Linked DNA regions of Homo sapiens: region 1 is linked to region 2. A link is a loop called in an ENCODE intact Hi-C map of the cell type or tissue named here. Cell type or tissue: PC-9. All regions are shown on one strand. Each heading gives the region's core, and the rest is flanking DNA. Links, peaks and the distances in the headings are about the cores only. Region 1 has its middle 21 kb from the start of CYP2A6. Region 2 has its middle 30 kb from the start of CYP2B6.

The links. A loop is a pair of places that touch in the nucleus more often than their neighbours do. Peaks named below come from ENCODE experiments on the same cell type or tissue, not always from the same donor. Only the 100,000 strongest peaks of a DNase experiment are listed, where the experiment ranks them.
Region 1: a loop joins it to region 2, with 19 times the contacts of the local background. A loop is called at or near these places in 3 of 110 quality-filtered maps.

The regions. Positions count from the first base shown.
Region 1 is chr19:40,823,140-40,836,733 of GRCh38, forward strand. It overlaps the pseudogene CYP2F2P. Among named protein-coding and RNA genes, the nearest start is that of CYP2A6, 21 kb to the right of the region's middle. RefSeq lists enhancers at 3,243-3,744, 3,745-4,244. In PC-9, for the core only: no CTCF peak of the experiment used is centred there; a DNase peak (open chromatin) is centred at 8,932; H3K27ac peaks cover 1,284 bases.
Region 2 is chr19:40,953,332-40,970,199 of GRCh38, forward strand. No RefSeq gene overlaps it. Among named protein-coding and RNA genes, the nearest start is that of CYP2B6, 30 kb to the right of the region's middle. In PC-9, for the core only: no CTCF peak of the experiment used is centred there; a DNase peak (open chromatin) is centred at 9,410; H3K27ac peaks cover 3,149 bases.

The DNA of each region.
Region 1 (13,594 bases), core at 6,563-11,562, 130 kb before region 2:
TAAAACCCGATCATACATTCCTTCTGTTCTGAGATAGGAGAAAACCACCCTGTGGCTGGAGGTGAGCTATGCTGGTGGCAATGCTGCTCTGTTACTCTTTGCTACACTGAGATATTTGGGTGGAGAGAAGCATAAATCTGGCCTACCTACACATCTGGGCACAGTACCTTCCCTTGGACTTATTTGTAACCTGGATTCCTTTGCTCACATGTTTTCCTGCTGACCTTCTCCCCACTATCACCCTGTTCTCCTGCCGCATTCCCCTAGCCGAGATAGTGAAAATAGTAATCAATAAATACTGAGGGAACTCAGAGACTGGGGCTAGTGCAGTTCCTCCGTATGCTGAGCACTGGTCCCCTGGGCCCGCTGTTCTTTCTCTATACTTTGTCTCTGTGCCTTATTTCTTTTCTCAGTCTCTTGTCCCACCTGATGAGAAATACCCACAGGTGTGAAGGGGCTGGCCCCCTTCAGAGACCAGCCTGGGCAACATGGTGAAACTCCATCTCTAAAACAAAATAGAAAAATTAGCTGGGCATGGTGGCGCACACCTATGGTCCCAGCTACTCAGGAGGCTGAGGCAGGAGAATTGCTTGAACCTGGGAGGCGGTGGTTGCAGTGAGCCGGGATTGGGCCACTGCACTCCAGCCTGGGTGACAGAGCGAGACTCCATCTCAAAAAAAAAAAAAAGGAAAAAAAAAAAAGAGTTAGCCAGGGCCTGGGAGGAAGTGGGTCAGTGAGGGCGAAAGGTTGGCTTGTGCAAGGGCCTGGGCGTTGGGTTGTGTGGGTGGGGCTTCAGGGAGGGAGGCCTGGAATCCAGGACCTGATGGGATTTCAGGAGCAGTTTCGGGACCCTACTTGCTGGACGGTGGATCGAGTGGGTGGACTGTGTGGGAGGGCTGGAGATCAGAGGCAGAGCAGGGGTTATACCCAGAGGTGGAGCTTGGGGAGGTGGAGTAGCAGACAGAGCTCCGTGTGTGGGCCAGGCTGTGTGGGAAAGGTAGGGTTCCCTGGCAAGTGGGTGGCTGGGGCTCTGGGGCAGAGTTCTGGGAGGACTGTTAGCTGGGCTCTGAAGCCAGCATGCAGTGGTGGACACGGTGGGCACAAAGCAAGACTAAGCAGGTGGAGGCGGGAGCGGTGGCTCACACCTGTAACCCCAGCACTTTGGGAGGCCGAGGTGAGAGGATTGCTTGAGCCCAGGAGTTGGAGACCAGCCAGGGCAACACAGCAAGGCTCTGTCTGTACAAAAAATAAAAAATTAGCTGAGTGTATTGAGTGTGGTGGTGCACGTCTGTACTCTCAGCTATTGATAAGGCGGAGGTGGGAAGATCGCTTGAGCCCGAGGTCGGGGCTGCAGTGAGCTGTGATTGTGCCACTGTACGCCTGGGCGACAGAGTGACTCTGTCTCAAAAACAAACAAAAAACTAAGCAGAGCTGGGTGCAGTGGCTCACGCCTGTAATCCCAGCACTTTGGGAGGCCGAGGTGGGTGGATCACTTGAGGCCAGGAGTTTGAGACCAGCCTGGCCAACTTGGTGAAACCCTGTCTCTACTAAAAATACAAAAATTAGCTGGATGTGGTGGTGTGCACCTGTAATCCCAGCTACTTGGGAGGCTGAGGCAGGAGAAATGCCTTGGACTCAGGGGGCAGAAGTTGCAGTGAGCCAACCGAGATCATGCCACTGCACTCCAGCCTGGGTGACAGAGCGAGACTCTGTCTCCAAAAAACAAAACAAAAACAAAAAAACCAACAATTAAGCGGGTGGGATCTGGGTCGGGATTCAGGCAGGCTGCGTGGACCTCGTGGGCCACGTGGTGGGATTGGCCTCCGTGTGGGTTTGTGGGTTTGGCTGTGGAATCCTGGTGCCAGCAGGAGGCTATATCAGACCTGGGAGGCGGGACTGGAGGTGGGGTCGTGGTTCCCTGCTCTGGGGTGAGGCTGGAACACATGGGCACCTCCACGCTGCTGTGTGGGTGGGCCTCACCTTGAACTTTCGGGTACTTCATGAATGCCAGGAAGGCGTGGCGCAGCGTGGTGCCCACCGTCTCGGTGCCGCCAAAGAGCAGGTTATGTGTGGTCATCAGCAGGGTATCCATGTGGAAGTGGCTCAGCGGGTCCTCCTTCTTCTGCCGTGGTAGAGGGGTGGGGATATGAGCCAGGGATGGAGACCCCTTCACTCTAGACCAGTACAACTGCTGCTGGGGGCCCATTCAGTCCCAGCTGGGTTTAACTTTCTTTCCCTGGGAGAGCTGGGGAACGCAGAAGGGCAGGGCAGGGAAAATCTCAGCTGCAGGGCCTACAATTAACTTCTTGGATAGAGCTTGAATGACTTCTTGTTTTTTTAAAAAATACATTTTATGTATGTATGTATGTATGTATGTGTGTATGTATGTATGTATGTGTGTGTATGTGTGTATGTATGTATGTGTGTATGTATGTCTGTATGTGTGTATGTATGTATGTGTGTATGTATGCATGTGTGTATGTGTGTATGTATGTGTATGTGTGTGTATGTATGTGTGCATGTATGTGTGTATGTGTGTATGTATGTATGATGTATGTATGTGTGTATGTGTGTATGTATGTATGTATGTGTGTGTGTATGTATGTGTGTATGTATGTGTTGTAGAGACTGGGTCTTACTATATTGTCCAGGCTGGTCTCGAACTCCTGGACTCAAGCGATCCTCCTGCCTCGGCCTCCCAAAGTGCTGGGATAACAAGCCTGAGCAACTGCCCCCTCCGCCCTGCCCCACCTCCTTTGATGACTTCTTAATGAGCTGTAAGTTGGCGGTGGCTGCGAGTGGCTCCTGGCTCCAGCCCAGCTGGGCCAGATGCTTCAGCTTCTCCAGGGAGAAGGTCCCCCAACCCTGCCCCATCTGGGGTCCCTGTGGGTTTGAGGCAGGGGCAGCAGGAGAATTTCAGGTCAGACTAGAGGTGGGATTTCCAGGTAGGGATTACCTCTGCCATCTTGGTGAGGAAGCAGTGGATGAAGTCCCGGGGAGATCTGGGGTCTAGCGAGGCCTGGTGGTCGTGGACGCTGTGGGCGATGAGGTCTCTCAGGCACTTGAAGTTCTGGAAGATGCGTTGGTGCGGCCCAGGCACCCAGTTCAGGAGGCTCGGGAAGATGTCGTACAACTGGGGACCAGACAGAGTAGGAGGGTTTTGGAGGAGGACGAAGGGTGTTCAGGGGCGAATGGGGTCAGTGTGGATTAGGTAGGCAGGGACAGGGTCTCAAAGGGCAGCCAGGTCCGGGGTGGGGGTTGGGGCTGAGGGGGAGTGGGAAGGAGGCAGTGGCGGCCATAAATGCTCAGTGGAGGGGAGTGGGCGTGGCCGTGTAACTCTGGGTGGGGTCAGATGGGAGGGGGCGGGCCCTGGGCGGGCCATTCACAGCCCTTTCCCCGCCCACTGTTTCCTCTCCATTCCTAGATCCTGCGGACCCCACACCCTGCCCCTGCTGGACTCAGTTGGCTGACCTCGCCCCAGGGGCTGCTCATGATTTGAAAGTTGTCATTGATAAGGCGGATAATGGTGAGCAGACGCTCATCATCATAGTCGAAGCGGCTGCCGAAGAGCACGGAACAGATAATGTTGGACCGTGAGCGACTCAGCACAAACGTGGGGTCAAAGGGCTCGCCTGAGGGTGAAGAATGGAATGGGTCAGGAAGACGCGATGTGCAGCACACCAGACCTCATGCAGCAACACCATTAATTTGCACAACATCCGACTCAACCATGGCAACGTGTCTTACGGTGCAAACACGGGCACATGGTCACAACATGCTGCTTAACAACACCCCAAAAGCATCTGTCAATGCCACAGACAGCACCGAACCCACAGCTTCCTGCAGCACATCGACAGCAACAACGCCCAACCACAGAACAGGTTGGCAACACACACACAGCACGCGACATAGCACAAGGCAATCATCAGGCATCACGGAACACAACAACACAGGGCAACAGAACACCCAGCAAATACGATCACAGTACATGCCAACACACGACACGCAGTGACCTAATAGCCAGCCCGGAAACATCCCAAGACACGGTAACCACACACCAACACGTAATGCCAGCATACCGCTACATAATCCTGCCACACAACACACGCTAGTACACAGCAACCCAGCAGACAGCACAGAACACACGATGTGGCATCACAACACATACAGTCAAGGCAGCAGAACAAAGGACACACTATGCAGCAACGCAACAACGTTGGCAGCCAGCAGATGACACAATGCAAAATCACATGCAGTGCCTGACAACTCTACAATCTCACCCAGAAATATCTCAACACAACACGTAGCATCTGGCCGTCCAACAGCTGAACAGACCATAGTAAATACTGAACAACACATTTCTTTCTTTCCTTTTTTCGAGATGAAATCTCGCTCCGTCGCCCATGCTGGAGTGCGGTGGCACGATCTCAGTTCACTGCAACGTCTGCCTCCCAGGTTCAAGAGATTCTCCTGCCTCAGCCTCCCAATGAGCTGAGATCACACCCGGCTAATTTTTTTGTATTTTTAGTAGAGATGGGGATTCACCATGTTGTCCAGACTGGTCTCGAACTCCTGACCTCAAGTGATGTGCCCACCTTGGCTTCCCAAAGTGCTAAGATTATAGGCATGAGCCACCGCGCCTGGTCTAGTTTTTGTATTTTTTGTAGATACAGGGTTTCACCATGTCGCCCAGGCCGGTTTCGAATTCCTGAGCTCAAGTGATCCACCACCTTGGCCTCCCAAAGTGCTAGGATTACAGGCGTGAGCCACCATGCCCGGCCAAAACAGCATATTTCAACACAGCACCCAGGACACAATAGCACAGCCCAAAAAACCAGATCTGGAGTTAGATGGACGCGGTTTGAATCCTCGTTGGTCTCTTAGCCTTGGTGTGACTTGGGCAAACTGACTTCCTTTTTCCGAGCCTCAGTCTTCTCATCTGTAAAATGGGCCTGATGGCACTCCTCTCATCCTGGGGCTACTATAAGGAGTCAGTGAGTGTGTGACTGGGAGTCAGTGAAGGGCCTGACCCATTGCAAGGCTGTTACAGATCATGGTGTTGTGGCAGGTTGTAATGCCCCCCAAAAGATGTCCAGGTCCTTATCCTTACAACCTGTGAATTTGTTACCTTACATGGTAAAAAGGACCTTGCAGGTGGGATTAAGTTGAGGATTTTGAGATGAGAAGTTTACTCTAGACTGTCTGGCTGGGCCTAATGTAATCACAGGGATCCTTTTTAGAGGGAGGCAGGAGGGACTGAGTAAGAAAAGATAATGTAGGCTGGGTGTGGTGGGTCACACCTGTAATCCCAGAATATATTGGGAGGTTGAGGAAGGAGGATTGCTTGAGCACAGGAGTTTGAGACTAGCCTGGGCAACATAGCAAGACTCCCTCTCTATAAAAAGTTAAAAGAATGAGTTGAATGTGGTGGCACATGCCTGTAATCCCAGCTACTTGAGAAGCTAAGGCGGGAGAATCAGTTGAGCTCAGGAGGTCAAGGCTGCAGTGAGCCAAGACCATACCACTGCACTCCAGCCTGGGCAACAAGAGTGAAGCTTCATTTCAAACAAACAAACAAACAATCAAACAAGTAAACAAACAGACCCCAAACTATTATTTTACTTCTGGGGCCCAGAATTCCAAAATCAGCTTCACTGGGATAAAGTCAAGGTGTCAGCAGGGCTGGTACCTCCTGGAGCCTTGATAAGAGGATCCATTTCCTCGCCTTTTCAGCTTCTGGTCGCCCCTTTATTCCTTTGTGCGAAGCCCCTTCATCCATCTTCAAAGCACATCACTCCAGTCTCTGCTTCCATCCTCACATTGTCTCTCTCTGGCTCTTCCTGCACTCCTCTTTTTTTAAAATTAATATTGCCACATTATTTTAAATTATGTACAAAGACCTAACATGTCACTCAGGGACCATTTCACCCACTGCTCTATTTAGCCGCCAGTCTCTTCAGCAATGGTGAGGGTTTGGTGTACACATTATTTCATCACCCAGGTAATAAGCATAGCACCCGACAGGTAGTTTTTCGGTCCTCACCCTCCTCCCATCTTACCCTCAAGTAGGCCCTGCTGTTTGTTGTTCCCTTTTTTGTGTCAATGTGTAGTCAATGTTCAGCTCCCACCTATAAGTGAGAACCTGTGGTGTCTGGTTTTCTGTCCCTGCATTAGTTCACTTAGGATAGTGGCTTCCAGCTCCATCTATGTTGCTGCAAAAGACATTATCTTGTTCCTTTTTATGGCTGTGTAGTATTCCATGGTGTATATATACCACATTTTCTGTCTTTCTCCTTCCTTCCTTCCTTCCTTCATTCCTTCTCTCTCTCTCTCTTTCTTTCTTTCAGACAGAGTCTTGCTCTGTTGCCCAGGCTGGAATGCAGTGGTGTGATCTCATCTCACTGCAACTTCTGCCTCCTGGGTTCAAGTGACTTCTCCTGCCTGAGCCTCCCAAGTAGCTGGGAATACAGGTGCCCGCTACTATGCCTGGCTAATTTTTTTGTATTTTTAGTAGAGACGGGGTTTCACCATGTTGGACAGGCTTGGTCTCGAACTACCGACCTCACGTAATCCACCCACCTTGGCCTCCCAAAGTGCTGGGATTACAGGCGTGAGTCACCACGCCCAGCCCACATTTTCTTTATCCAGTCTACCACTGATGGGCATTTAGGTTGATTCCACATCTTTGCTATTGTGAACAGTGCTGCTGTGAACAAAGGTGTGCACGTGTCTTCATGGTAGAACGATTGATATTCCTTTGTGTATATACTCAATAATGAGATTGCTGGGTCGGATGGTAGTTCTATTTTAAGTTTTTTTAGAAATCACCAAACTACTTTTCACAGTGGCTCTTGGCTTAAATTTGGAAGCAGAGGTACACTCCCTTTACACCTGATTTTTAAATTTCTTTTCTCCTTGATCAGATAATATGTTGACACTATCCAAAATTCAAAAGATACAAAATGATGGAAAGTGAAATTTCTTCAACCCAGTTTCCCTTGCCAAGTTGATACTAATGTTACCAGTTTCCAGGTTATTCCATACACAAATATACAAATAGTAACTTACTATATCCACTGTATCTGTCAGGTTGGGTTGGAATTTTTTTTCTTTTTCTTTTAAGACCGTCTCACTCTGTCTTTCAGGCTGCAGTGCAGTAGGGCAATCTTGGCTCACTGCGACCTCTGCCTCCCGGGCTCAAGTGATTCTTGGGCCTCAGCCTCCTGAGTAGCTGAGATTACAGGTGTGTGCCACCACACCTGGCTATTTTTTGTATTTTTAGTAGAGACAGGGTCTTGCCATGTTGGCCAAGCTGGTCTTGAATTCCTGGTCTCATGATCTGCCCACCTCAGCCTCCCAAAGTGTTGGGATTAGAGGTGTGAGCTCCTGGCCATTGTGCTGGGTATTCTATTTGCCCTACCATCTCCACTCTCCACCATGACCTGTCTTTTAGAAGGGTGGCCTCTATAAACTGTACCACCCATGCTCCCTTCACCTCTACATTAAAAAAATTTTTGGGTTTGGCCAATGGAAGTTTGAGAGAAGAGCAATGTCAGATTATTTTGCTTGGCTGTGTGATAGCAATGGTTGTATTCCTCTGCCAGAAACCATGCCCTCCTGCTGGGGGCTCTCTTTTACCCCTATACAATCAGTCTCGGTTTCGGAAACTACTCCCTCTCACTGCACCTTTCAACCTAAGGATGATGATGGCGTCTCCTTATTGTAAGCCATAGAGTGCTTCAACGTCTTGTAGGGTTCTTTCACACTGCCCTCCACTTTGTAAAAAGTCCCTCCATTGGCCAGGCGCGGCGGCTCACACCTGTAATCCCAGCACTTTTGGAGGCCGAGGCGGGCGGATGACGAGGTCAGGAGATCGAGACCTTCCTGGCTAACATGGTGAAACCCTGTCTCTACTAAAAACACAAAAAATTAGCCGGGCGTGGTGGCGGGTGCCTGTAGTTCCAGCTACTCGGGAGGCTGAGGCAGGAGAATGGCCTGAACCCGGGAGGCGAAGCTTGCAGTGAGCTGAGATCGCGCAATTGCACTCCAGCCTGGGCGAAACAGCGAGACTCCGACTCAAAAAAAAAAGTCCCTCCATTAAGCACTCATATTTTTCTGCTGGGGTTCTGATGGACCAAGTCTATCAAATGAATGCATCATAATTTGTTTAACCAATATCTTGGTGCATATGTTGGTTTCCTATTTTTCATTATGTAAACAGTTCTTTGATGAATCTAGGTGATTTTGCACACTTTCTTGTACATCATAGGAGACATTACTAGAAGTGGAGTTAACTGAATCTGAGAGTATGTTCTTTTGTAATTTAGAGAAAAGCATTCACATTACTCTCCTCTGAAGCTGTACCAATTTATAGTTCCACAAACCGTAACTGAGAGTAAGGATTGCTCTGGGAGGCTGAGGTGGTAGTGGATACTAGCCTGGGCCCTATAGCGAGACACCATCTATACAAAAACATTAAAAAAAGTTCTACTACTAGGGTGTGGGAGAATGCACCTGTGGTCCCAGCTGCTTGGGAGGCTGAGGTGGGAGGATTGCCTGAGCCAGGGGGTTAAGGCTGCAGTGAATTATGATTGTGACACTGCATTCCAGCCTGGGTGACAGAGCAAGACACTGTCTCAAAAAGACAAAAAAACCCACCCCAAACAACCAACAAAATTGGAGGCCATGATTTCACACCCAGTGATCCTAATAGCTCAAATTTTGAATTAGAGACTGTGGTTTTAACATCTGCTAAATTCCTTATGTTGAGGAATCACTGAGTCAAAGGTTTCAGCCTCTTTCCAAGGGGGAGAGCACGTGGACAATTACATCTCATGCAGGCATTTGGTTTTATGGACTCACGTGCTTGTTACAAAACCAGACACAGCTTTAGGGCTTCTTATTACCTTCCCCCACCCGTCCTTGGTAGAAGAGTCAACAAATGACATCTAAGCTGCCAACACATATTGGAAAATGTTTGAAACTTGAGATCTGTGGTTTATTATGAAACAGGCAGTGCCCTGGAGTTTGAATTTTTTCCCAGTTGGTCTTAGTACCCTGTCTGCAGATTGAGGGGAAAGGGCAGGAAGGGGAGTAAATGTAGTTAAGAGCATAGCCTCAGCTGGGTGTGGTGGCTCACGCCTGTAATCCCAGCACACTGGGAGGCCAAGGAGGGTGGATCGCTTGAGGTCACAAGTTCAAGACCAGCTTGGTCAACATGGTGAAACCCCCATCTCTACTAAAAAATACAAAAGTTAGCCAGGTGTGGTGGTAGGTGCCTATAATCCTAGCTACTCGGGAGGTTGAGGCAGGAGAGTCACTTGAACCCGGGAGGCAGAGGTTTCAGTGAGCCGAGATTGTGCCACTGCATTCCAGCCTGGGTGACAGAGTGAGACTGTCTCAAAAAAAAAAAAAAAAAGCATAGCCTCTAGAGTCAAACAGATCTGACTACTACATCTGTGCTAGGTACTTTCAGTGGTTGAATCTTAATGATTCTGACTCTGTTTGCTCACATGTAAAATGTGGATGATCATAGAACCTTTATCACAGATTTGTGAAGACTGCATTGCACACTCCATGAAAAGTTATCCTTAGCACAGCATCAGGCACAGGGAAGCTCAACGCCTTGAAGGTGCTGTTTTTATTTCTAGGTCCCTAAGATCTTCCTCGTCCTCCTTATGGCTCCCCCCTTTATTCTCCATATTTGTTCCTTCCTTGAAAGTCAAGGGTGCAGGAAGAAGATGATATCCTGGAGGCCAAGCCCACACAATTAGGACATGTGGTGGACATTCACCTGTTCTTAGATCCACTGCTGCTCTTCCTCTGCTTGTCTATCACAAGGGGCTGACACCTGCACACTAATTCTGTCTTGAGGGAGACTGTGTAGGGGAACATGGCCATTTGAGTTCATTAGGAAAGGGTTTTGAGGTCAGGACATGGGTATCTGGTGTACATGGGAGTTTGGTGGCCTCTATTGTAGGAGGCTTTGGAAATGTGTATTGTTGGGAGGTCCTGAGGGAGGAAGTTTGGGATGAACATGGAGATTCTAGGCTGTGGAGGAAGATGTAACATGGCTATTGGAGGATTCTGGGACCTTACCTTGGTACCTTGGTACCTTGGTAATGAGGACATCTTCAGCTTTATTTTTATGTATTTACTTTTTTTTGAGATGGAGTCTCACTCTGTCACCCAGGTTCGAGTGCAGTGGCGTGATCTCAAAATACTAAAAATTAGCTGGCTGTGTTGGTGGGCACCTGTAGTCCCAGCTACTTGGGAAGCTGAGGCAGGAGAATCGCTTGAACCTGGGAGGCAGTGGTTGCAGTGAGCTGAGATCACGTGGCTGCACCTCAGCCTGGGTGACAGAGTGAGACTCTGTCTCAAAAAAAAAAAAAATGTTCATCCCTCAGCTGCTCAGCCGGCAGTCGTTCTTTTCTCAGTAGCTGTTTTCTCCTCAGCTTTGTGGAGTCTTTCCCTCAGCCTGTGCAGCTCTGTATTCAGCCAATGATTTGAGGCCACTGTAAGCAGCTCTTTCCCTTTGGAGCTCTTTTTGTAAGCAAAAGCTCAGTTTCTTACGTAAGAAAACCCAATTCCCCTTGAGGAAGAGAAAGAGCTGGAGTCCTTTAAAATTAACTGCCTGTTTTTCTGTGGCTAGGGAGCCTTATCTCTCCCTTTGCCAGGCATTGTGAAGACTCTGTTTCTCTAGCTGTGCAGCTGCAAGGTCACTAGACAGATAATCTCAAGTCGTAAAATATGCCGTTCCTTGAAAAGTAAGAAATGATGTAATGCATGTCTCTACTGAATAAGTGTCTTTGTTTCTCGCTTCTGTTGTATGCTTCCCCCTGCACAGATCTCTTCCTGCCCCAGAAATGCTTAAAAGGTAACTGGACTCTTTGTTTGGGGCTCAGTCATTTTGGATGTTGATCTGACTGGGCCGGTGCACCTAAATAATAATAAGAAATCCTCCTCAACCCCTCAGTCTCTCTGATTCCTAAATTATCTCACTGCAAAGGCAGGAGAATTGCTTGAGCCCAGGAGTCTGAGACCAACCTGGGCAACATAGTGAGACCCTGTCTCTACAAAAGATTAAAAAATTAGCCAGGCATTGTGGCGCATGCCTGTGGTCCCAGCTACTCGGGAGGCTGAGGTGGAAGGATTGCTTGAGCCCAAGAGGTCCTGGCTATGGTGAGCTATGATCACACCACTGCCTTCCAGCCTGAGTGACAGAGCAAGACCTTGTCTCAAAAAAAAAAAAAAAAAAAATTGGGCTGGGCATGATGCCCCAGGCCTGTAATCCCAGCACTTTGGGAGGCTGAGGTTGGTGGATCACCTGAGGTCAGGAGTTCAAGACCAGCCTGTCAAACGTGGTGAAACCCTGTCTCTACTGAAAAATACAAAAATTAGCCAGGTGTGGTTGTGTGCACCTGTAGTCCCAGCTACTCGGGAGGCTGAGACAGGGGCCTAGGATTAAATAAGGAGTTTTGGCAAAACTAGGCTGGAACTCCAAAACCTGCTACATAAGTACTCACGAGGGTTGCTAGTTATTAGTATTATTACTTTGTTGTTATTTGGCTCTGGTCAGATTTCAATTAACGTCACAATAGGATTTAAACATTTCTTTTATTATTTTTAAGATTTTAGGCCAGGCGCACTGGTTCCCAGCACGTTGGGAGGCCGACGGGGGTGGATCACCAGAGGTCAGGGGTTGGAGACCAGCGTGGCCAACACAGTGAAACCCCTTTTTTACTAAAAATACAAAAAAATTAGCTGGGCGTGGTGGCATATGCCTGTAACCCCAGCTATTCGGGAGGCTGAGGCCAGGAGTTTGAGACTAGCCTGGGGAAATAGTGAGACCTTGTCTCTACCAAAACAAAACAAAACAACCAACAACATTAGGCCAGGCGTGGTGGCTCACACCTGTAATCCCAGTACTTTGGGGGGCTGAGGCGGGTGGTGGATTGCCTGAGGTCAGGGGTTTGAGACCAGCCTGGGCAACATAGTGAAACTCTGTCTCTACTAAAATACAAAAATTAGCTGGGCATGGTGGTGGGCACCTGTAATCCCAGCTACTTGGGAGGCTGAGGCAGGAGAATCGCTTGAACCTGGGAGGCGGAGGTTGCAGTGATCCATGATCCGGCCATTGCGCTCCAGCCTGGGTGACGAAAGTGAAATTCCATCTCAAAAAAAAAAAAAGTTAGCTGGATGCTGGATGTGGTGGCATGTGCCTATAGTCAGCCACTCAGAAGGCTGAGGTGGGAGGATCACTTGAGCCTAGGAGTTCAAGGCTGCAGGGAGCCGTGATCATACCACTGCACTCCAGCCTGGGCAACACAGCAGACTCTGTCTCAATTAAAAAAAAAAAAAGCGCAGAAGAATATTGGTTTATGGAGAGTATTATTTTAAGTTTTAGAAATTTTCTATGCAAAACAAACAATGGAAAATAAGAAATGCATTACTCTATAATAAAATATAGCCTTTTCTCTCCCATATATATATATGAGTGGATAAAAACAGTCATAACTTCCTACACATTTAATCCTCTATACTAACTCTCATACCCACTTACCACTCCCTCAATGACAAACATACCAAAAAGATGCTAAATAAATGAAAACAATACTTTGTATTCTTAACTATGTAAAGTATTGTACTTAACAGGTATTTTCTTGGCTGACTGGTTCTCCATACCCAACAAACACAGTGATGTCAACTCTCACCACTCATATTAAACAATATAGCCATTGCTGTAAAGTACAAAAGAGAAATGCAGTACAAATTGAAAAGGAGGAAATAAAACTTTTATTCATCGCTGATATTATCAGATACATAAAATCCCAAGGAGACAAAAGCTACTACTAATGAGATTAGAAGGATCCCAGAAACAGACACAGACGTGCACACACACCTCCCCACAGACACAGATACACACTCACAACACACTCAGAAGTACATTTTATTTTATTTTGAGACAGTCTCGCTGTGTCACCCAGGCTGGAGTGCAGTGGCTCCATCTCAGCTCACTGCAACCTCCGCCTCCTGGGTTCAAGCGATTCTCCTGCCTCAGCCTCCCCAGTAGGTGGGATTACAGATGTGCACCACCATGCCCGGCTAATTTTTTGTATTTTTAGTAGAGATGGAGTTTCACCATGTTGGCCAGGCTGGTTTTGAACTCCTGACCTCAAGTGATCCACTCGCTTTGGCTTCACAAAGTGCTAGGATTACAGGTGTGAGCCACCACACCCAGCCAGAAGTATCTTTTAAACAGGATTTTTAAAAGTGGGAGTTGACCCTTTCCAAAATCTGGAGTTGGGATGGGCATTAGTGGTTTGGAGAGGAAAGAGCAGGTGTGTTGTGGCTGGGAGGCGATTCCTTTCAGCACCTTGGGTGATGTCTGAGGCCATACCCACTTTCTGTGCTATTTTTGGGATTATGATGATTAACCCACACTCCCTTTGTTCCTCCCATGTAACCTGGATTCTTGGGCATTCAACCAATATTAAACCCTTCCTCTGAAAAATTCCTGGATTGACAAGAGCACACTGGACCCATTTCCATTCCCCATCGTGATCAATAGGTATCAAAAGAAATGATAGCTTCT
Region 2 (16,868 bases), core at 7,263-12,262:
GTGATACCACCTCTGGCTAACTTTTAAATATTTTGAAAGGATGTAGTCTTGCTATTTTGCCCAGGCTGGTCTTGTACTCTTGGTCTGAAATGATCTCCCCATCTTGACGTCCCAAAGCACTGAGATTACAGGTGTGAGCCATTGCACCTGGCAGGTTCTCATTTACTTAATTATTACTGTTGTCATGGTTTGCTTTGGTCCCTGTGGGTTCCCCCACCCTCCAGAACAAGTGCCTGACATATAGTAGGGTTCACAATAAATATTTGTGGAGTAAATAAGAGCTGAGCCTTCAAGGGATCCAAAATACTTGCATGGAGTTTTTCTAGGTGGGTACAATGCCACCCAGCTGCATGACTATTTCAGGGTGTTCATTGGCTCCTTTGGGTGATATTTTGACATCTATATAAGAACTCCCACTTCTCCAAATCTGGGGGCCACATCTTTAGAGTTCTCAGCTTCCCGTCTGTCAGGAATGAAGGAGATAATATCACTGATTGGAGCCAGATTGTCTGGATGTTGAATCCCAGCTCCTTGCTGGTGCCCTTGAGAAGTGACTTAAGCCCTCTGTGTGCCTTATTTCTGCCTCTGTAAGCAGAGATCATCATAGCACCTCTAATGTGGGGCTGTTTGAAGATTCAGTGAGGTATGTGCAAAGAGCTTTTTGCACTTCCAAAAAGTGTCTGGGATATCATTGTGCACTGTAAGAATGCACTGTAACAATTATCATTGAGTCTTCTTGTTGGGATTAAAAGAGATCAGGTCTGTCAGGGCCTGGTACAGAAGTGGTATCAGAAAAATAATGACGTGCCGGCTGCTCACAAGGCTTCCCAGGCCAAGCTGGTGTGGGAAAGAGAGTTTCTGGAGTACCAGATGAGTTGGTCTCCCCTATGTGAGACACCCATGGGGAGCCATGGGCGGCCTCTGAGGAGAAAAGTCTCCTTATTGTCTTTATGTCTTTATGCTCCCAGAGCATACCTGCTCAGCGGCATTCCACAGGTTGCTCAGGGAGATAACACTTCCTTAAAGCAGTGAAGTACAATCAAACATCTTGGCTTCTTCTGAAACCCACTCCCACCCATTTCAGTCCTGATAAGATTTTAAGTAGTTTAGACACACGCCTTTGCTCAAGGAAATTCACAGAAACTGCCACTGCTCTACATCTTATTGAATAACTCACGAGTTCTCCTTCATTGATTAATCCTTTTTCTCATCCCTTCCTTGCCTTCTCATCTGCCCTAAGAACAAAGAGCTTGTAAGCCAATAAATTAGGCAGAGCCAAAGAGCTCTGGGCCATGAGCAAGCCTCTGACACTCTGGTCCCCCGGACCCACCTTTTAAATTCTCACTCTGTTTCTTTCTAACTCTTTAGTCTCCGTTGGACTCGCGGTACCTGCAGGGTGGTGTGGGGCTGGTTTCCCCAACATCTGGCGCCCAACGTGGGACTCCCCGTTATCTCTACAAATAATCTGGTGAAGGAATGCTAGAGCATGGAAAGTGGAAGATGACAGAAAAAGGGTGCCTGAATATGTTTTCACTTCAAGCTCTGTGGATAAGTAGTGTGCTTGGAGAATTCCACGGTAACCTCGGGAAAACGGGTCAGGCTGAGAGTAAATTTGCTAATTACTTAAGCTTGGTGTGGCAGTTATTGTGCCACAGAGGGGCAATTGTGAGTACCCAAAATCTCACATCTTTGTTCCAGCTCATAGAAAAGTATTCCCCTTGGTTCCCGGAATATGGAACCATGAATGTAAAAGACTGCGACAAGTTCGGAGCAGACTTAAAATGAGCACAACAAGAGGGCTACAATATTCCCTTGTCTGCTTGGTCTGTGTGGTCAGCAATCAAAATACCACTGGAGCCTTTCCACACTGAGGAGGATGAGAAGTTTCAGGATGACATAGAAAAGTTTAATAATCAGGAGTTTGATGATCTGCAAAGTGAACCATCACAGTTTAGTTTTAAAAAGGGGGAGAAAGGGATATATGCTAACCTCCAAAAACTTATAGAAGAAACATTTCCACCTACTGCAGAAACAGTGCCACCCACTGCGCCTTTAGGGGAAGGTCCAGAATGGCCACCCCCGCCTCAGCCTTATGAATTTTTGGAATGGGAGCCTGAGACATGACTTGCTGCTCCCATTGTTGCATGCCCCACAATTAACTATGTTGAAGGGAAGCTTCAGGCTCACCCAACAGCCAATTATGGTGAGGGAATGATCCAGGCTTGTCCACCTTTTAATTATGGTAGAGGAATGCTGTGAGCAGGTCCAAATACAAATTACGGTGCAGGGACAATCCAGGCATCTATTTACCAGGCATGAGATGTGGGGGATTTGGATGCTTGGCAGTTTCTGGTAATTATTTCTCCAGCTGAGGAGCCCAGACAACATGCTGAAGCATGCTGGGAGCCATTTCCTTTTAAAATATTAAAAGACTTAAAGCAAGCAATTGGACAATATGGGCCAAATTCTCCTTAGGTTCATTCCTTGTTACAATCTGTGGCTTATAACAGGCATTTAATACCTATGGATTGGGAGGCATTAGCCCACTCTACCCTGTCCCCCACTGAGTTTCTCCAATTTAAAACCTGGCGGACAGATCAAGCAACAACAAATCAGGCATGCAGAAATGCTCAAGCCCAACCTCCTGTTAATATCACATCTGATCACTTGCTTGGAATCAGACAGGCATGGGGTACTCTAAATTGACAGATGGTAATGGGTGATGAGACTGTTGATCAGCTCAGAACTATATGCCTCAGAGCCTGGGAAAAAATTCACGACCCTGGTACTACTTATACTTCTTTTAACTCAGTTCAACAGGGTCCAAAGGAGCCTTATCCAGATTTTATCACCCATTTGCAAGACACGGCTCAAAAGGCTATTTTGGATTCTCATGTCAGGAAAGTGATAGTTCAGCTGCTTGCTTATGAAAATGCTGATACAGAATGTCAGGCAGAAATTAGACCTATTAAGGGAAAGGCAGATCTAAATGAGGAAAAAACTTTAAGTGAATACATTAAAGCCTGTGATGGCATTGGAGGCACTTGAATAAGGCCAGCCTTCTTGCTCCGGCAATGGCTAGACTAAGGGTAACAAAAAACATATGAGTGTTCCCCAGATCTTGCTATAATTGTGGACAGATAGGACATACAAAAAGAGAGTGTACAAAAAAGGCAAAACTTAGGAGGAAAAAGCAGGGAACCAGGTACCTGTCCCAGATGTAAAAAAGGAAAACACTGGGCTAATCACTGTCATTCAAAGTTTGATAACAGCGGACAGCCCTTGCCAGGAAATGGACAGAGGGGCCAGCCACAGGCCCTAATTCAAAATGGGGCATTCCCAATTCAGGACAGGACGTCCCTGACTACAAATGGGGTGTTCCCAGCCCAGTCTTTCCCTGTACAAATGTGCAGCAATTGTTCCCCTCCACAGCTAAAAGTGGGGCAGTAGATTTATGCTGTACTGAAGCTGTATCCCTCCTTCCTGGGGAGCCTCCTAGGAAGGTCCCAATGGGAGCTTATGACCCATTGCCAGATGGCAAGGTGGGAAGGTCCAACTTAAATTTAAAGGCAATTCAAGTACACACTGGAGTAGTGGACTCTGATTGCCAGGGAGAAATTCAAATTGTTATCTCCTCCACTGTTCCCTGGAGTGCTAATCCAGGTGACAGAATAGCTCAACTGTGGCTTTTACTGTATATTAATTTAGAAGAAAGCTCAGAAAAAAGAACAGAATAATTTGGAAGCACAAATTCAGCAGGCAAGCCTCCCTATTGGTAAATCAAGTCTCTGACAATAGATCTATTTGTATGGTCACTATTCAAGGAAAACAATTTGAGGGTGTGGTCGACACAGGAGCAGATGTGTCCATCATAGCTCTTTATCAATGACCAAAAAAGTGGCCCAAACAAAAGGCCCCAGTGGGTCTTGTTGGGGTTGAGGGTTTGCTTGTATCTCACCAGGAGAGAATCAGCTTCCTGTCTGGGTACCCACAAGACATCTTAAGTTGTGCCATGAGCCAGAACCCAAGGAAGAGGAAAAGACCTCGGAATGTCTCTGCACCCCCAGTTCATCAGATGGCTCAGATGAACATCTCTGTTGAGCAGATGGAAACCAGTAAAACTCACCAAGCAACTCCACTGACCTGGGGGCAGATGAAGAGACTAGCTCACGTTGCAGAAGAGAACCTGAGGTCTCAGAACAAGCCGCTGACCACCAGTAATCTAATGGTAGCTATGATGGTGGTAATCTCCTTGGTGTGTCACCTTGTAGCTGAGGCAGATCAAAATTACACTTATTGGACCTAAATTCCATTCCCACCACTGATTAGGCCTATTACATTGTTAGACCCCCCAGTAGAGGTTTATATTAATGATAGTGTCTGGATGCCTGGACCAACAGACAACCAAGGTCCTACTCATCCAGAGGAGGAAGGAATGTTGTAGCCATGACCTTTAATCAGATGGTCCCATTGCAGAGTTGTGTTAAACCTCCTTTTATGTTGGCAGTGGGAAAAATTAATATCCTAGCTGATTCTCAAACCATATCATGCCTCAACTGTCATCTTTTTACCTGCATTAATTCTACCTTTAATAAAGATAATAGCATGTTACTGTTTAGGGCCCGAGAAGGAGTTTGGATACCTGTTCCCCTCAATAGACCTTGGGAGGCCTCTCCCTCTATACATATTATCACTGAAGTACTAAAAGGAATACTTAATAGATCAAAATGATTCATATTTACTTTAATAGCTGTGATCATGGGCCTTATAGCTGTCACAGCTACTGCTGCTGCTGCTGGTGTTGCTTTGCACTCTTCTATTCAAACTGTGGGCTTTGTGGATAGTTGGCAGAAAAATTCTTCTAAGCTTTGGAATTCCCAAAGCCAAATAGATCAAAAATTGGCAAATCAAATTAGTGATCTCCGTCAAACAGTAATTTGGATGGGAGATTGGATTATGAGCTTGGAGCAATGTGATTGGAATACTTCTGATTTTTATATTACTTCTAGCTTTTATAATGCCACTGTACACCATTGGGAGATGATTAGATGTAACCCACAAGGAAAAGAAGATAATTTAACCCTAGATATTGCTAAACTGAAAAAACAACTTTTTGAGGTATCTCAGGCTCGTCTCAACCTGTTGCTCGGAGCTGATATTCTTGCTGGAGCCACTGATGGCCTTTCTAATACCAATCCTTTAAAGTGGATTAAAACCATAGCTGGATCAACAATTGCAAATTTTATTTTGGTTTACGTATGTTTATGCTGTTTGTTTTTAGTCTACAGATGCAGACGACGCCTTCGGAGAGAAGCCAGACACTGTGAACGAGACATGATAGTAATAGCGGTTATTAATAAAAAAAATTAATAGAGACAAAAAAAGGGAGACCTGCGGGAAAAAGAGTTTCTGGAGTGCCAGATGAGTTGGTCTCCCCCGTGTGAGACACCCATGGGGAGCCATGGGCAGCCTCTAAGGAGAAAAGTCTCCTTATTGCCTTCATGTCCTTATGCCCTGAGAGCATAACCGCTCAGTGGCATTTCACAGGTTGATCAGGGAGATAGCACTCCCTAGAAGCAGTGGAGTATAATCAAACATCTTGGTTTCTCCTGAAACCCACTCCCACCCATTTCAGTTCTGATAAGTTAAAGATCTTAAGTAGTTTAGACACGCCTTTGCTCAAGGAAATACACAGAAATCGCCACTGCTGTTCATCTTATTGAATGACTCACGAGTTCTCCTTCATTGATTAATCCTTTTCCTCATCCCTTCCTCACCCTCCCATCTGCCCTAAGAACAAAGAGCTTGTAAACCAATAAATTAGGCAGAGCCAAAGAGCTCTGGGCCTCTGACGCTCTGTACTTCTCTGACTCTCTCCTCTGAGTCTCTTTTTTTCACTTGTCTAAGTCTATCCAGGGCTCTGGGTCTGTCTGTATCTGCATTTACACCTTTCGGAGTGAGCATCTCTCTAGCTGTCCACCTCTTCCTTTCTCTGTGTGTGCCTCTTTCCATCTCTCTCTGCTTCTCCCTCTAGCAGTGTCCTGTGTCTTTCTCAGATTCCTTCTCCCTGTTTCACTGGGTCCCAGTTATTCCCTCCATCCCTTCCCACCTTCTTCCCTCCCTCCCTCTCCTTCCCCTCCTTCCCTCCCTTCCTCTCCCCCTTCTCTCTCTCTGGCACTTTGTCTTTCTTTCTCTCTCTGTCTCTCCCTGGTTCTTTCTGTCTCTCCCTTTCTTTCCATCTCTCCCTGGTGCTCTCTCTCTCTCTCCATCTCTCTTTCCTCTCCCCATCTCTCCCTGTCTCCATCTCTTCTTTGTGTCCTCTGTCTTTCTGTCTCTCTCTCTTCTCTCTCTCTCTTAATCTGTCTCAACACCCCATGTCTCCCTGGTGCTCTCGGTCTCTCTCTTTCTCAGTCTCTCTGTCTCTCTCCATTCCCCTCCCTCTCTCCTTGGTGCTCTTTGTCCTTCTTTCTCTGTCTCTCTTTCTCTCCCATCTCCCCCTGGTGCTATCTGTCTCTCTTTCTCTCCATCTCTCTCTCTACATCTCTTTCTCTGTCTCTCTCTCTTGCCATCTCTCCCTGGTGCTCTCTGTCTGTCTCTCTCTCTCTCTTCATCTCTCTCACCCCCCCATCTCTCACTGGTGCTCTTAATCTCTCTTTCTCTCTCTCCATCTCTCTGTCTCCCTCCTCCCCTCTCCATCTCTCCTTGGGGTTCCTTGTCTCTCTTTCTCTCTCTGTCCATCTCTGTCTGTCTTCTCTCTCTCTCCCTCTCTGTCTCTGTCTTTCTCTCTCTCTCTCTCTCCCATCTCTCCCTGGTGATATCTGTCTCTTTTTCTATCTGTCTCTCTCTTTCCTCTCTCTCTCTCTCCATCTCTCTCTGTCTCTTTCTCTCCTGCATCTCTCCTTGGTGCTCTCAATCTCTCTTTCTCTCTCTCCATCTCTCTGTCTCTCTCCTCCCCTGTCTATCTCTCCTTGGTGTTTTTGTCTCCCTTTCTCTCTCTTCTCTCTCTCTCTCCATCTCTCTCTGTCTCCCCCATCTCTCCCTGGTGCTCTCTCTCTCTCTTGCTTTCTGTCCCCCTGGAACCTTTGTCTCTTTCTCTCTTCTTACCCATGCTCTTTGCCCACATACCTCTCCTTCTGGCTCTCTGCCTGTGGGAAGGAGTAAGGCGGAGGTGATTATGTAATTGTCATTATTCCAGAGGGTGGGGTGAGGGATGAGGAGGAGATCAGGAAGGAATACTTTCTTTCTTCTCACCTATCCATCAACCTGGCCTCATAGACACCTCCCCCAGCTCCATGGCTACTGAATTGGGTGGGTAGGTCAGATCACTGCCTCCCTTCCCCAGGGAAGGTCAGAGAATGAATCGTACAGAACCAGAGGGATTGAGGGGCTCAGGCTGGGAGACAGGCTGCAGTCAGGTGGAGCTTCCCAAAGGAGACAGGCAGGCCTCAGGGCTCTCCCTCAGCTGCCAGAAAAGGTGAAAAGCAGTGGAATCAAGATGCCAGTGGAGGCTTTGGGGAGCTCCCAACTCAGCTGGGCTGAGGACTGAGGAATCCAGTTTCTAAAACACCAAAACAGAGACCTTTGAGAGCAGAAGGAGGGATGCCTGGCTTCCTTCCCAGCCCTCTGGCTCTGGAATTCAACAAGAGAGAAAGGGCTTTGCTGCTTGTCCCCTTTTGGGTGTGTGTGTGTGGGCACTTCTTGGTCACTATAGTGAACCTGAAAATTCCATAAGTCATTACCCCACCTACTAGAGAAAAATGCAAAAGATTTACACTCCCAGCACCTACACTTCAGCACTAGGGATCTCCTCACCCTAGCCACAGGTCTCAGTATCTCTTACCCACTTCCTGATATATTTGAGCCTGTCCCGGGCTGTCGAGGCAGGCTCACCACACTCTTTCCATCCTTCAATCTATCTATCTATCTATCTATCTATCTATCTATCTATCTATCCTTTTAATTTTCATCCTTCTGTCCATATGTCCACAAATTCATCAAAAAATCCACTAATTATTTCTTCTATATAAATATCTTTTGCTCTATTATCTATACATGTACCAATTAACTTTCCATTTATCCATCTATCCAATATTCCATCCATCCATTCATTAACCCTTCCATCATTCAACAACTTATTAATATTTACATCCACCTTTCCAATTATTATTCATCTATTTCAATCCATCCATCAATTAACCCTTCACCCATCTATTAAATCTTTCATCCATCCACCCGTTAGTCATTCTAGTCATAAATGCTTCCTTACATCCATCCATCAATCGAGATAATTTCATTAAATTTCCATTAAATTTCTAGTGCATTGGAATAAGACTCAATCCACACTTCTGGTAATCTCTAAATGTTTCTTACTACACAGTAACCCCTTTTGTGTAGGCATATCAATGTACAGGTGTGAGCTTCTGTGTACACATATGTGCATGTATCCAGAGAATCCAAGTGGTGTCTAGAAAATAGAATTAACATCCCCATTCCAGGGCAGTCTATATGGCATTCTCGCAATACCTCCTCCCACTTTCCTATGCATTCATCCACTTATTTATATATGTAAGAAGGTTCAGGTCTCCTTCCTGTAAGAAACACTCTTTACTCTGCCCCTATCATTCCTAGACTGATTCCCCTTTCCTCCAACTCAGTCTGGACTTTTGTTTTTTTTGGGGGGGGATCCTGCAGGGAGAGAACCTTACTCTCTTGATTTCTTGATTGAACCTTGAAGGTTGGGAGTGGCTTCCTTGACAGCACAGTCTAGAGCTTTCATAATCCCTCCCTATCACTGTCTAGCACAGACTTGAACACAGGAGGGGAGGCAGGCAGAAGCATGAGACTGAGATGTAGCTCTGGCCAAAGGAGAACGACAGAGGTGTAGCTCTGGCCAATGGAGAATGATGGAAGATTCTTTGATGCTTCTCCAGGAAGCCAGCTACCTACTGGAGGAGTTCCAGAAGACCAAGGGCTTGGGGGCCACAGGGGGAGGGCTACTAGGTGACTATGTGGTTATGGAGAACTCAGTCATGAGAAGATGGGCCTTACTGGGAGAAAGCTTTGGAATGGGAGAAAAGGGAAAATATTAAGAATTCACTGAGCTTTCTGGCCAGGTTTCATATTAAACTTAACGTAAGCTGGGTGCAGTGGCACACACTTGTAGTCCCAGCTACTCAGGAAGATGAGGCAAGATGATCACTTGAGCCTGGGAGGTCAAGGCTGCAGTGAGCTATGAATGTGCTATTGTACTTCAGCCTGGGAGATAGAGTGAGACCCAGTCTCAAAAACAAACAAACAAAAACAAACAAAAAACATACCAGTTAATGTGGAAGAGACTTAGAGTCCACTTGTCTAGAAACCCTAATCCTTGTCATCACTCTAAAATGTGAAACAAACATTTCACACTCTGACCACAACCACTAGGTCCCCAACTCCTTCACTGCATCACTGCCAATAGCCTGAGGCATACACTGGCCAACTAGGTCTTTGGGTAAGGTTCCAAAGAATGCAAAAACTGTAAAAGGTCAAGGCTCCCTCCTGGTAAAAGACTGTTTAAAATAACATTTCAAAATCTTGCGTTACATACAGGGAAGTTTTTCAAGAGCCATAAGAAATTACGGGCAGCTTTTCTAATGTCTCATAAAGAAAAGAGGTGGGGCATGACAGTCCAAAGAAGTGATTAAAAGCATAAAATTTACAGTCACAAGATCATACCCAGGCTCTGCCCTCATTAGCTGTGGAAGCCAGAAGCAAGTCATTTACAACTTTTGGGGCTTTACCTAACTCATTTGCAAAATGAAGATGACAAAATCAACCTCACAGACTTACAATCATGCTCTTAAAAACTTCACACAGTTCTTTTTTTATATATAAGAGAAATAGAGGTGGGCTAGGGCTATGTTTGAATTCAAACACAGACAGGTACAGGCAAATATCTGATGTTAATATGTACACAGCATGGCCCATGTGTCTGCATACAGACACCAGAATGCATGCACAAAAACATCCATACGCTTGTATGTAGTCAACCTGTTGTGCACACGTACACACAAATGTGAATATGCACATTTGTTGAATATCCACATCTAGCTGGACCCAGAAAAGCACGTCATAGACCTCCCCCAAGTGGCATATCCCAAAGCACATGTGCACTCAGGCGACATGCACAGACAGACCCAGAGACTGGCAAGCATTCAGGAACAGTGGCATGAACACACATGCACCTCATCAGGTACTCACACAAATGTGCTTGGGCAGACATAAGTTGGAAAGGATGCCCACTTATCAAGCACAAACACACACCCCACAAAGCCTGGCGCATGCATAAATTCATCTATCAACAGGGACATGCTGAAACATACATGCACACAGAAACCTCAAGCATGCACCCAGAGTGACACACACACACACACACACAGATGTATAAATAAGGGTAAAAATGGCAGAGGCATCTAGGATAAACCATTGGACAAAATGACACAAACATGCAAAAATGCACTTGCACAAAGGGCAGTTGAGGGGAAGGTTGTCTTGCAGGGAAGAAGAAAGAGAAAGACAGAAAGACAAGATCATAGACAAGGGGAGAGAGACAGGTGGGCAAAGTCCTATGCAGGTCTCCAGGCCATCTAGAATAGTATGAGAGTCTAATGCTTGCCTGTCCTCTTGCAGAAACTTAAATTGGTGAATATGGTAAATTTTATACTATGTGGGTTTTTTTAACCACCATAGAAATATATAAATATAATGAAATCTGAGCTAATCTCCAAAAAAAAAAAGGCACAATGTCACATATGACCAAAATCTGCATATGCTATCAGGAGCTCACAGACTCCCTGAGATCCACTGATTAAAGTTTTTTTTTGTTTTTATTTTTGTTTTATTTATTATTTTTATTATACTTTAAGTGTTAGAGTATATGTGCACAACGTGCAGGGTTGATAGATACATCTACATGCATTGTGTTGGTTTGCTCCACCCATTAACACATCATTTACATTAGGTATTTCTCCTAATACTATCCCTCTCTCATTCCCCCACCCCACGACAGGCCCCAGTGTGTGTTGTTCCCTGTCCTGTGTCCAAATGATCTCATTGTTCAATTCCCACTTATGAGTGACAACATGTGGTGTTTGGTTTTCTGTCCTTGTGACAGTTTGCTCAGAACGATGGTTTCCAGCTTCATCCATGTCGCTACAAAGGACATGAACTCATCCTTTTTTATGGCTGCATAGTATTCCATGGTGTATATGTGCCACATTTTCTTAACCCAGTCTACCATTGGTGGGCATTTGGGTTGGTTCCAAGTCTTTGCTATTGTGAATAGTGCTTCAGTAAACATAAGTTTCAGTAAACTTCTTCCTGGTTTAGTCTTGGGAGGGTGTATGTGTCCAGGAATTTATCCATTTCTTCTAGATTTTCTAGTTTATTTGCATAGAGGTGTTTATAGTATTCTCCGATAGTAGTTTGTGTTTCTGTGGGATTGGTGGTGATATCCCCTTTATAATTTTTTTTTTTTTTTTTTCCAAGGCAGAAGAATTTTTCTTAGTACAGAACAAAATGAAAAGTCTCCCATGTCTACTTCTATCCACACAGACCCGGCAACCATCCGATTTCTCAATTTTTTCCCCACCCTTCCCGCCTTTCTATTCCACAAAACCGCCATTGTCATCATGGCCCATCCCCAATGAGCCGCTGGGCACACCTCCCAGACGGGGTCGTGGCCGGGCAGAGGGGCTCCTCACTTCCCAGTAGGGGCGGCCGGGCAGAAGCGCCCCTCACCTCCCGGATGGGGCGGCTGGCCGGGCGGGGGGCTGACCCCCCCACCACCCTCCCGGACGGGGCGGCTGGCCAGGCAGAGGGGCTCCTCACTTCCCAGTAGGGGCGGCCGGGCAGAGGCGCCCCTCACCTCCTGGATAGGGCGGCTGGCCGGGCGGGGGGCTGACCCCCCCCACCTCCCTCCCGGACGGGGCGGCTGGCCGGGCAGAGGAGTCCTCACTTCCCAGTAGGGGCGGCCGGGCAGAGGCGCCCCTCACCTCCCGGACGGGGCGGCCGGCCGGGCGGGGGGCTGACCCCCCCACCTCCCTCCCGGACAGGGCGGCTGGCCGACCCCCCCCCCCCGCCTCCCTCCCGGACGGGGCGGCTGGCCGGGCAGAGGGGCTCCTCACTTCCCAGTAGGGGCGGCCGGGAAGAGGCGCCCCTCACCTCCAGGACAGAGCGGCTGGCCAGGCTGGGGGCTGATCCCCCCACCTCCCTCCCGGACGGGGCGGCTGGCCGGGCGGGGGGCTGACCCCCCACCTCCCTCCCGGACTGGGCGGCTTGCCGGGCAGAGGGGTCCTCACTTCCCAGTAGGGGCGGCCGGGCAGAGGCGCCCCTCACCTCCCGGACGGGGCGGCCGGCCGGGTGGGGGGCTGACCCTCCCACCTCCCTCCCGGACGGGGCGGCTGGCCGGGCAGAGGGGCTCCTCACTTCCCAGTAGGGGCGGCCGGGCAGAGGCACCCCTCACCTCCCGGACGGGGCGGCTGGCCAGGCGGGGGGCTGATCCCCCCACCTCCCTCCCGGACGGGGCGGCTGGCCGGGCGGGGGGCTGACCCCCCACCTCCCTCCCGGACTGGGCGGCTGGCCGGGTGGGGGGCTGACCCCCCCCACCTCCCTCCCAGACGGGGCGGCTGGCCGGGCAGAGGGGTCCTCACTTCCCAGTAGGGGCGGCCGGGCAGAGGCGCCCCTCACCTCCTGGACGGGGCGGCCGGCCGGGCGGGGGGCTGACCCTCCCACCTCCCTCCCGGACGGGGCGGCTGGCGGGGCAGAGGGGCTCCTCACTTCCCAGTAGGGGCGGCCGGGCAGAGGCACCCCTCACCTCCCGGACGGGGCGGCTGGCCAGGCGGGGGGCTGATCCCCCCACCTCCCTCCCGGACTGGGCGGCTGGCCGGGCGGGGGGCCGACCCCCCCACCTCCCTCCCAGACGGGGCGGCTGGCCGGGAAGAGGGGTCCTCACTTCCCAGTAGGGGCGGCCGGGCAGAGGCACCCCTCACCTCCTGGACGGGGCGGCCGGCCGGGCGGGGGGCTGACCCCCCCACCTCCCTCCTGGACGGGGCGACTGGCCGGGCAGAGGGGCTCCTCACTTCCCAGTAGGGGCGGCCGGGCAGAGGAGCCCCTCACCTCCCGGACGGGGCGGCTGGCCGGGCAGGGGGCTGACCCCCCCCCCACCTCCCTCCCGGACGGGGTGGCTGCCGGGCGGAGACGCTCCTCACTTCCCAGACGGGGTGGCTGCCGGTCGGAGACGCTCCTCACTTCCCAGACGGGGTGGCTGCCGGACGGAGGGGCTCCTCACTTCTCAGACGGGGCGGTTGCCAGGCAGAGGGTTTCCTCACTTCTCAGACGGGGCGGCCGGGCAGAGACGCTCCTCACCTCCCAGACAGGGTTGCAGCCCAGCAGAGGCGCTCCTCACATCCCAGACACGGCGGCAGGGCAGAGGTGCTCCCCACATCTCAGACGATGGGCGGCCGGGCAGAGACGCTCCTCACTTCCTAGATGGGATGGTGGCCGGGAAGAGGCACTCCTCGCTTCCTAGATGGGATGGCGGCCGGGCAGAGACGCTCCTCACTTTCCAGACTGGGCAGCCAGGCAGAGAGGCTCCTCATATCCCAGACGATGGGGGGCCAGGCAGAGACGCTCCTCACTTCCCAGACAGGGTGGCGGCCGGGCAGAGGCTGCAATCTCGGCACTTTGCGGGGCCAAGGCAGGCGGCTGGGAGGTGGAGGTTGTAGTGAGCCGAGATCACGCCACTGCACTCCAGCCTGGGCACCATTGAGCACTGAGTGAACGAGACTCCGTCTGCAATCCCGGCACCTCGGGAGGCCGAGGCTGGCGGATCACTCGCGGTTAGGAGCTGGAGACCAGCCCAGCCAACACAGCAAAACCCCGTCTCCACCAAAAAAAAAAAAACAAAAAAAAAAAACGAAAACCAGTCAGGCGTGGCGACGCGCGCCTGCAATCGCAGGCACTCGGCAGGCTGAGGCAGGAGAATCAGGCAGGGAGGTTGCAGTGAGCCGAGATGGCAGCAGTACCGTCCAGCTTTGGCTCGGCATCAGAGGGAGACCGTGGAGGGAGAGGGAGAGGGAGAGGGGGAGGGGGAGGGGGAGGGGGAGGGGGAGGGGGAGGGGGAGGGGGAGGGGGAGGGGGAGGGGGAGGGGGAGGGAATGGGAGAGGGAGAGGCCCTTTATAATTTTTTATTGCATCTGTTTGATTCTTCTCTCTATTCTTTAGTCTTCCTAGTGGTCTATGAATTCTGTGATCTTTTCAAAAAAACCAACTCCTTTATTCACTGATTTTTCTGAAGGGTTTTTGTGTCTCTATCTCCTTCAGTTCTGCTCTGATCTTAGTTATTTCTTGCCTTCTGCTAGCTTTTGAATGTGTTTGCTCTTGCTTCTCTAGTTCTTTTAATTATGATGTTAGGGTATCGATTTTAGATTTTTCATGCTTTCTCTTGTGGGCATTTAGTGCTATAAATTTCCCTCTACATGAAAAAATGCTCATCATCACTGGCCATCAGAGACATGCAAATCAAAACCACAATGAGATACCATCTCACACCAGTTAGAATGGCGATCATTAAAAAGTCAGGAAACAACAGGTGCTGGAGAGGATGTGGAGAAATAGGAACAATTTTACACTGTTGGTGGGACTGTAAACTAGTTCAACCATTGTGGAAGTCGGTTTGATGGTTCCTCAGGGATCTAGAACTAGAAATGCCATTTGACCCAGCCATCCCATTACTGGGTATATACCCAAAGGATTATAAATCATGCTGCTATAAAGACACATGCACACGTATGTTTATAGCGGCACTATTCACAATAGCAAAGACTTGGAACCAACCTCAATGTCCAACAATGATAGACTGGATTAAGAAAATGTGGCACATATACACCATGGAATACTATGCAGCCATAAAAAAGGATGAGTTTGTGTCCTTTGTAGGGACATGGATGAAACTGGAAACCATCATTCTCAGCAAACTATCGCAAGGACAAAAAACCAAACACTGCATGTTCTCACTTATAGGTGGGAATTGAACAATGAGAACCCATGTATACAGGAAGGGGAACATCACACACCAGGGACTGTTGTGGGGTGGGGGGCGGGGGGAGGGATAGCATTAGGAGATATACCTAATGCTAAATGACAAGTTAATGGGTGCAGCACACCAACATGGCACATGTATACATATGTAACAAACCTGCATGTTGTGCACATGTACCCTAAAACTTAAAGTATAATAATAATAAAATAAAAAAAAAATTTCCCTCTACACACTGCTTTAAATGTGTCCCAGAGATTCTGGTGCTTTGTGTCCTTGTTCTCATTGGTTTCAAAGAACATCTTTATTTCTGTCTTCATTTCGTTATTTACCCAATTGTCATTCAGGAGCAAGTTGTTTAGTTTCCCTGTAGTTGTATGGTTTTGAGAGAGTTTCTTAATACTGTGTTCTAATTTGATTGCAATGTGATCTGAGAGACAGTTTGTTGTGATTTCTGTTCTTTCACATTTGCTGAGGAGTTCTTCACTTCCAACTATGTAGTCAATTGTGGAATAAGTTGGATGTGGTGCTAAGAAGAATGCATATTCTGTTGATTTGAGGTGGAGAGTTCTGTAGATGTCTATTAGGTCCATTTGGAGCAGAGCTGAGTTCAAGTCCTGGATATCCTTTTTAACCTTCTGTCTTGATGATCTGTCTAATATTGGCAGTGGGGTGTTAAAGTCTCCCATTATTATTACGTGGGAGTCTAAGTCTCCTTTTAGGTCTCTCAGGACTTGCTTAATGAATCTGGGTGATCCTGTATTGGGTGCATATTTAGAATAGTTAGATCTCCTTGTTGAATTGATCACTTTACCATTTTGTAATGGCCTTGTCTCTTTTGATCTGTGTTGGTTTAAATTCTGTTTTCTTCGAGACTAGGATTGCAACCCCCATTTTTTTTTTCCTTCCATTTGCTTGGTAAATCTTCCTCCATCCCTTTATTTTGAGCCTATGTGTGTCTCTGCACATGAGATGGGTCTCCTGAATACAGCACATTGATGGGACTTGATTCTTTATCCAATTTGCCAGTCTGTGTCTTTTAATTGGGGCATTTAGCCCATTTACATTTCAGGTTAATATTGTTATGTGTGAATTTGATCCGGTCATTATGATGTTAGCTGGTTATTTTGCCCATTAGTTGATGCAGTTTCTTCCTAGCATCAATGGTCTTTACAATTTGGCATGTTTCTGCAGTGGCTGCTACCAGTTGTTCCTTTCCATGTTTAGTTCTTCCTTCAGGAGCTCTTATAAGGCAGGCCTGGTGGTGACAAAATCTCTTAGCATTTGCTTGTCTGTAAAGGATTTTATTTCTCCTTCACTTATGAAGCTTAGTTTGGCTGAATATGAAGTTCTGGGTTGAAAATTCTTTGCTTTCAGAATGTTGAATATTGGCCCCCACTCTCTTCTGGCTTGTAGAGTTTCTGCCGAGAGATCCACTGCTAGTCTGTTGAGCTTCCCTTTGTGAGTAATCCAAACTTTCTCTCTGGCTGCGCTTAGCATTTCTTTCTTCATTTCAAACTTGATGAATCTGACAATTACGTGTCTTGGGGTTGCTCTTCTCAAGGAGTATCTTTGTGGTGTTCTCTGTATTTCCGGATTTTGAATGTTGGACTGCCTTGCTAGGTTGGGGAAGTTCTCCTGGGTAATATGCTGAAGAGTGTTTTCCAGCTTGTTTCCATTCTCCCCATCACTTTCAGGTACACCAGTCAAATGTAGATTTGGTCTTTTCATATAGTCCCATATTTCTTGGAGGCTTTCTTCGTTTCTTTTTACTTTTTTTTCTCTAAACTTC